Linked DNA regions of Mus musculus: region 1 is linked to region 2. The links are chromatin loops, found by intact Hi-C in ENCODE. Cell type or tissue: heart. All regions are shown on one strand. Each heading gives the region's core, and the rest is flanking DNA. Links, peaks and the distances in the headings are about the cores only. Region 1 has its middle 26 kb from the start of Bicral. Region 2 holds the start of Rpl7l1 (ribosomal protein L7-like 1).

Region 1 (2,897 bases), core at 100-2,599, 74 kb before region 2:
TTTCAAAGTTTCCCCCAACACACACACATTTTTTTTCTCTCAAAAGAAACAGAAATCAACAGTCTATGAGCTTGGTTTTCTTTTGAAAAAAAATTTTTTTTAATTTTTAATTAAAAAAATCCTAATCTTTTTTTTTTTTTTTTTAAACTAGGCAAGACCGAAGTTTGAGGTAGACGAGCAGGCGAGCCGTTTGCCCGGGCGCAGAGCATGAAGGCCGGGCGGGCGCGGGGAGCGGGCGCCCGCCGCCCGGCGCGGGGGTGAGCGAGAGAGAGAGCGGAGCGCGTGTGGCCGGCGCCGCTCGGCCTGGAGCTCCCGCGCCCGCGCCCCGCGCCCCGCGCCCGCCGCCGCCGCCGCCGCCGCCCCTGGTGCGATGGCGCAGAAACCCCGTTGACAAGGCACTGCTTTTTCATGACGGTGAGTTTCCCTTTGAGTGTATTATAATTTTGTGATAAAAATTTCAAGGAGAGAGAAAAAAAACACACACACACACAACCTCCTTCCTCTGCCTCTTTTTTCCTTCGGGGAGGGGAGAAGCGAGGGAAGGAGAAGGGGGTGGGGGGAGAGGAGAGGAGAGGAGGAGAGCTGGAGATAGATCTCCAGCCAGACAGAAAAGAAAGAGGAGCAAATTAAACACCGAGTTGCCAAAACCAGGATATTAGGTTTCAGCCCAGAGAGCTATTGGCTAAGGCTGTGTTTTTTTTTTTTTTTTTTTTGGGGGGGGGGTGGGTTTGTGGGTGGGTGATGGTGGTGGTGGGTGGATGTTTAATGGACACGGAGAAAAGGGGAATCGAGTGTGGATGCCTCTCCCGGCGCCGCCAGGGCCCTGGGAAGACCAAGTTCAGTGTCTCGGGCGGGGGCGCGGGCGGGCCGGGGCCGGGGGGCGCCGCGGCCGCGTGGGGGGCCTGGCGCCTGCCTATTTTCCCCCCCTTCCTTCTTCTTCTTCCTCCCCCCCCCTCCTCCATCCGCGGATGCAAATTTCTGGAGCGGGGAGTGGGAGAGCCCGGGAAGGGGGGGTGGGATAAAAAAGGAGGGGAGGTGGCAGCGTGGCGGCTGGCGCTGGGGAGGGGATGGAGGGGAGGGGAGCCTTTTAATGACTCATTGATTGAGCCGCTTTCAAATTAGTTGTGTGCGCCGAGTGTGTGTGTGTATGTGTGTGTGCGCGCCGAGTGTGTGTGTGTATTCCGCCCCCCGGAGCCGCCCGGGGAGCCGCGGAGGAGGGAGCGGGGCTCGGCGAGGGGAGGACGGCGGCGCGGCGGGGCGGCGAGCAGGGGGCGAGGGAGGGCCTGGAGTGACGGCGGCCGGGCGAGAAAACTCAGCTTCTCCAAATCTCCTCCCCTCGCCGCTCGATCCGCACAGACCCCTCGGTCCCTTCTCTACCGCTCGCTGCCTCCGAGGCTCCCGGGTGGGGAGTCCGCCTTTCCGTGCTTCTCGGAAGGGGGGAAAATGGAGCCCGCGTCGGCGGAGGAGACGGGAGGGAAGGCCCGGGTACTCGCTTAACGTTTTCACCCCGGCGGTTTCCTCTTGCCCGCCGCCGCACCCGCGCGTCCGGGGAGAGGCCGCGGCTGGGGCCTGGGCACCGCGAGGCCCGCCGGCTCCCTAGGCCTCATCCCCGGCCTGGGCCGCGGAGCAGGCCGGGCCTGTCGTAGCCGTTGCCGGGCCAGACGCGAGGCCTTGCCGAGGATCCGCGGCCCAGGCCGGGGACGAGCGAGCGTCCCCGCTGCAGGCTCGGCTCGCCGGTGCGGAGGCCACCCGCAAGGCCCCTGCCAGGCGGCGGGACGGAGGGCGGTGGCTGGCGGGGAGCGCTTTTTGTGCCTTGGTGATCCTTTTATTGTGTCTTGATTTTTTTTTTAATTTTGATTTTTTTTTTTTGGTTTTGTTTTTTAGGGTTTTTTTTTTTTGTTTGTTTTTTTGCTTTTTTTATCCCGGCCCAGAGGGCTTCCCAAGTCACCCCGAAAGCGGCTTCTGGGGGTGGGGGCGGCGGGCCGGAGGACGCTAAGATGGCGCTCGGCCTGGCCTGTAGCCAGGGCTGGTGGCGCAGTTGCTCGGCGGCCGCCATCTTCCCTCGCGGCCCGGGCGGCTCCCGGAGTCCGGGAGCCAGGAGCGGGCCGCCGGCTCCCGAGGATGGAGCCGAGGCCGCGGAGACCCCCAGACCCAAAAGGCTGGCTCGCCGCGTTGGGGCTTGAAGGGGCTGAGGTGGTGACGGTTTGCTTTCGGTCGCTTGTCTCGGGCCGAAAATAGTGGGATGTGGTCGGGTTCCTTGGTTGATGGCGTCCCTCCCTGCCTCCGCTCATCCCCCCCGTGTTTTCCTCTTTGATCTCGGGATGGACGGCATAGTCTTTCAGGCTCGGCCGAGGGCAAGACTTTGGGGACCCCCTTGCTTGGTTTTCCTGATTCTTGGGGGTTAGAGCCCCAGCTGACAACGCTAAGGACAGGGTCGTTCTGCCTTCCCGGAACGTGCCCGGCCCAACTGTAATTCATTTAAACCGGTTGTAGTTAGTTGGTTGTTTTGTCAAACAGACCTGGATCTGGTCCCCAGAATGCAGGGACGAGACGGTTGCAAGTGACTTCTAGTTTGGGCCTTCAATGGACTTCATAGACTATCTTAATTAAATCTCTGATCGAAGAAACTCAGTTAAGCTTCAGAGTGTACTTTTTCATTTTGTCTGGTTTTTTTTGGGGGGGGGGGATGGGGGGAGTCCAGTCCAGGCAGGGTTTCTCTGTATTGCTCTGGCTGTCCTGGAACTCATTTTGAAGACCAGGCTGGCCTCGAACTCGGAAATCCGCCTGCCTCTGCCTCCCAAGCACTAGGGATTAAAGGTGTGCGCCACCACCGCCCGGCATACTTTTTCATTTTGTAAAAACCAAGTTTCCTTATATAGATAAATACCGGGCAGGTG
Region 2 (2,897 bases), core at 299-2,798:
TCGAACTCAGAAATCCGCCTGCCTCTGCCTCCCGAGAGCTGGGATTAAAGGCGTACGCCACCGCGCCCGGCTAATCTTTCAACTTTTTTTTTTTTTTTTTGGTTTTTCGACACAGGGTTTCTCTGTATAGCCCTGGCTGTCCTGGAACTCACTCTGTAGACCAGGCTGGCCTCGACCTCAGAAATCCGCCTGCCTCTGCCTCCCAAGTGCTGGAATTAAAGGCGTGCGCCACCACGCCCGGCTCTTCCAACTTTTAAGATGACATTTATACTTTAACAAAAATTTTAGAGCATTAAATTAAAATCAAAAGAATAAGAGGTGAGCCAGGCAGTGGTGGTTAACACCTTTAATCTCAGTGTTCAGGAGGCAGAGGTTGGAGGACCTTTGAGTTTGAGGCCAGACTGTGTGCAGAGTGAGTTCCAGGATAGCGAAGGCTACACAGAGAAACCCTGTCTCCAAAAACCAAAAAAATGAGGACTGGTGAGATGGCTCAGCAGTTAAGAGCACTGACTGCTCTTCCAGAGGTCCTGAGTTCAATTCCTACCAACCACATGGTAGCTCATAACCATCTGTAAAGAGATCTGAGGCCCTCTTCTGGTGTGTCTGAAGACAGCTACAGCGTTTTCATATAAGTAAAATAAATAAATAAATAAATAAATCTTTAAAAACAAGCAAATATTATGAGATGAGCAGCGACAGTCCCCACTAGGACTATTGTTTTTATTTTTTATTTTGCTCTTCTTTCTCTGTCACATAGACAAGTGGCTCACCCAATATGGGACATATATATATATTTTATTATTATTATTATTATTATTATTATTATTATTATTATTATTATTATTATATGTAAGTACACTGTAGCTGTCTTCAGACACTCCAGAAGAGGGCGTCAGATCTTGTTACAGATGGTTGTGAGCCACCATGTGGTTGCTGGGATTTGAACTCTGGACCTTCGGAAGAACAGTCGGGTGCTTTTACCCACTGAGCCATCTCACCAGCCCCGGACAGAGATTTTTGAGGAAACTTAAAAACAAGCATGGTTCTAGCGCAATCCATGGAATAGTTTAGAATACCTGGTATGCCTGGTGCAGGAGGCCGGAAGAGGTCGTGCCCTTAATCTCCTTTGACATTCATCTGGTAATGACATTAGCGTGTTGAGTGGACTAGTTTTTTAGTGTGTTCCAACATCATGTATCAGTCCTTGGGTACTCAACAATTCCTTGCAGAGTCCCACTGTAGTGAAGTGGTGTAGTGAGGTGCAGAAGAGACACAGAAAATAAGAAAAGTCTCCTGCCCATAAGCCAAAGGTGTAGGATAAAGGCTGTGGGTGGCGACCCTTTCTAGTGTTATATAGTGGCGTTGTCCTAGGCTAGAGCATAAAACAGCACTGTGCTAGCATAAAACAGCACTGTGCTAGTATGTGGCAATGGGAGTAAATTCTGAGAAACTTAAACAAGTGAAGGCTCTGAGATGGAAATGGAGCATTTCTAGTTTCTGGCTCCACTGTTTACCCAACTTGTGCTAAGGCTTTGTAAATCTTAAGGAGCCCCCTGGCGGCCACTGGGAACCCGTAGATATTCATTGTACGGATGAGGAAGCCGAGATGCAGAAAGGTGAGGAATTCAAAGGCTCACAGAGTAGGTGACACATTTTTATTTCCGCAAATCCTCCACAAATAACCGCCCACCAAATGTGAGTGCCACGTCGGTCCTTCAAGTCTCCGGGAATAAAAACCTCACCTAAGCAAGGCGGCCAACTTCTGTAGAGCCCGTGCCGTAGCGGAAGCTGCAGATGCATTGTGGAAAGCCTTTAAATTGTTCACAAGCGGCCGAGTTCGAGACCCTACAGCCTAACTGAAAAGGGTTGGATCCAGACGGGTGTCAGACTCTAGAGACCTTAGAAGGGATGGGAAGAAAACTGGAGGGTTTTTTGCCGGAATCCTGGCTAGCAAGACCTTTTCCCAGACGCTCACATTCGCTAAGGAATCTCAGGCTGCCTGAGTCCTCCTGCGGGAGCGAGAGTCCGTCTCTATGATACAAGAGACGTCGAGGCGGGCCTCTCTACCCCGCCCGGTGAGGCTGCGCAAGCGCAGTAGCTGAAGCACCGGAAAGATGGCGGAGGAAGGGTGAGTGTGTCTTCGGATCTCTCTATGGGGCTTTGAGGATCCGATGCCATCCTTTCTGTTTGTACTCTGGTGATACAAAAGGAAGCTGTGGGCTGTGGAGAGAAAAGAAAAAGGCTCCATAGTATGAAGTCAAGGTGGGGGCTGAGATGCTGTAGGGCTCCGCGACCAGGGATCGGGACGACTTTGGAAGCAGCGAGAAGAGGAACTGAGGTTCGGAGGGGCGAGTGGCTGCGTAGCGCCAGAGTTGAGTTCGCTCAGCTTGGCTGTCATGTCTTTCACAGTTTGGTACACACGTACAGTGTATTTTGATCGTATCACCTCCCCATCATCTCTTATTCCCCTGCGTCTTCCACCAAGCTCTTTCCCCCCAATTCCCCCTCCTGCTTTCATGTGCCCCCCCCCCCCACCTCATCCTAGCTCGACTTAATCATTACTCTTCTTGATGGATCTGTGATAGCCCCTTTCTGGATTTTACTAGAATTTCCTTGCCGCTAGTGACAGGTCATAGCCTACAGTTGTTAAAGCTCCACGGACCAAAACGAACCCAGAGAGCAAAGGTTTTTCCTGATTTTTAAAGGCTCTCGGGACGAGTGAGCATTACAGGAGCACGGCGAAGACTCATCAGAAACTTTAGGTCCCGGGAAGACCAGGATCTCGAATTGGTTTGGAAAGCCACCAAATGTTGGTTTGGCAATTTTCATTAATGTCAAATTTGTTCCTTTATCAGGGAAAGAAAAAAAATTCCTTTGGTTCCAGAAAATCTTCTGAA

Evidence for each region. Peaks named below come from ENCODE experiments on the same cell type or tissue, not always from the same donor. Only the 100,000 strongest peaks of a DNase experiment are listed, where the experiment ranks them.
Region 1: a loop joins it to region 2, with 8 times the contacts of the local background. A loop is called at or near these places in 11 of 42 quality-filtered maps.

What each region holds. Positions count from the first base shown.
Region 1 is chr17:46,855,953-46,858,849 of GRCm38, reverse strand. It overlaps a transcript of Bicral not described here. Among named protein-coding and RNA genes, the nearest start is that of Bicral, 26 kb to the right of the region's middle. In heart, for the core only: no CTCF peak of the experiment used is centred there; DNase peaks (open chromatin) are centred at 399, 919, 1,069 and 2,029; H3K4me3 peaks cover 2,500 bases; H3K27ac peaks cover 2,500 bases.
Region 2 is chr17:46,781,850-46,784,746 of GRCm38, reverse strand. It overlaps Rpl7l1 (ribosomal protein L7-like 1), which reads left to right and starts at 2,091. Exons shown (of 7, transcript NM_025433.3): 1 at 2,091-2,128; 2 at 2,856-2,897. The coding sequence starts at 2,115. In heart, for the core only: a CTCF peak has its summit at 1,555 (motif pointing left); DNase peaks (open chromatin) are centred at 1,566 and 2,086; H3K4me3 peaks cover 1,502 bases; H3K27ac peaks cover 1,613 bases.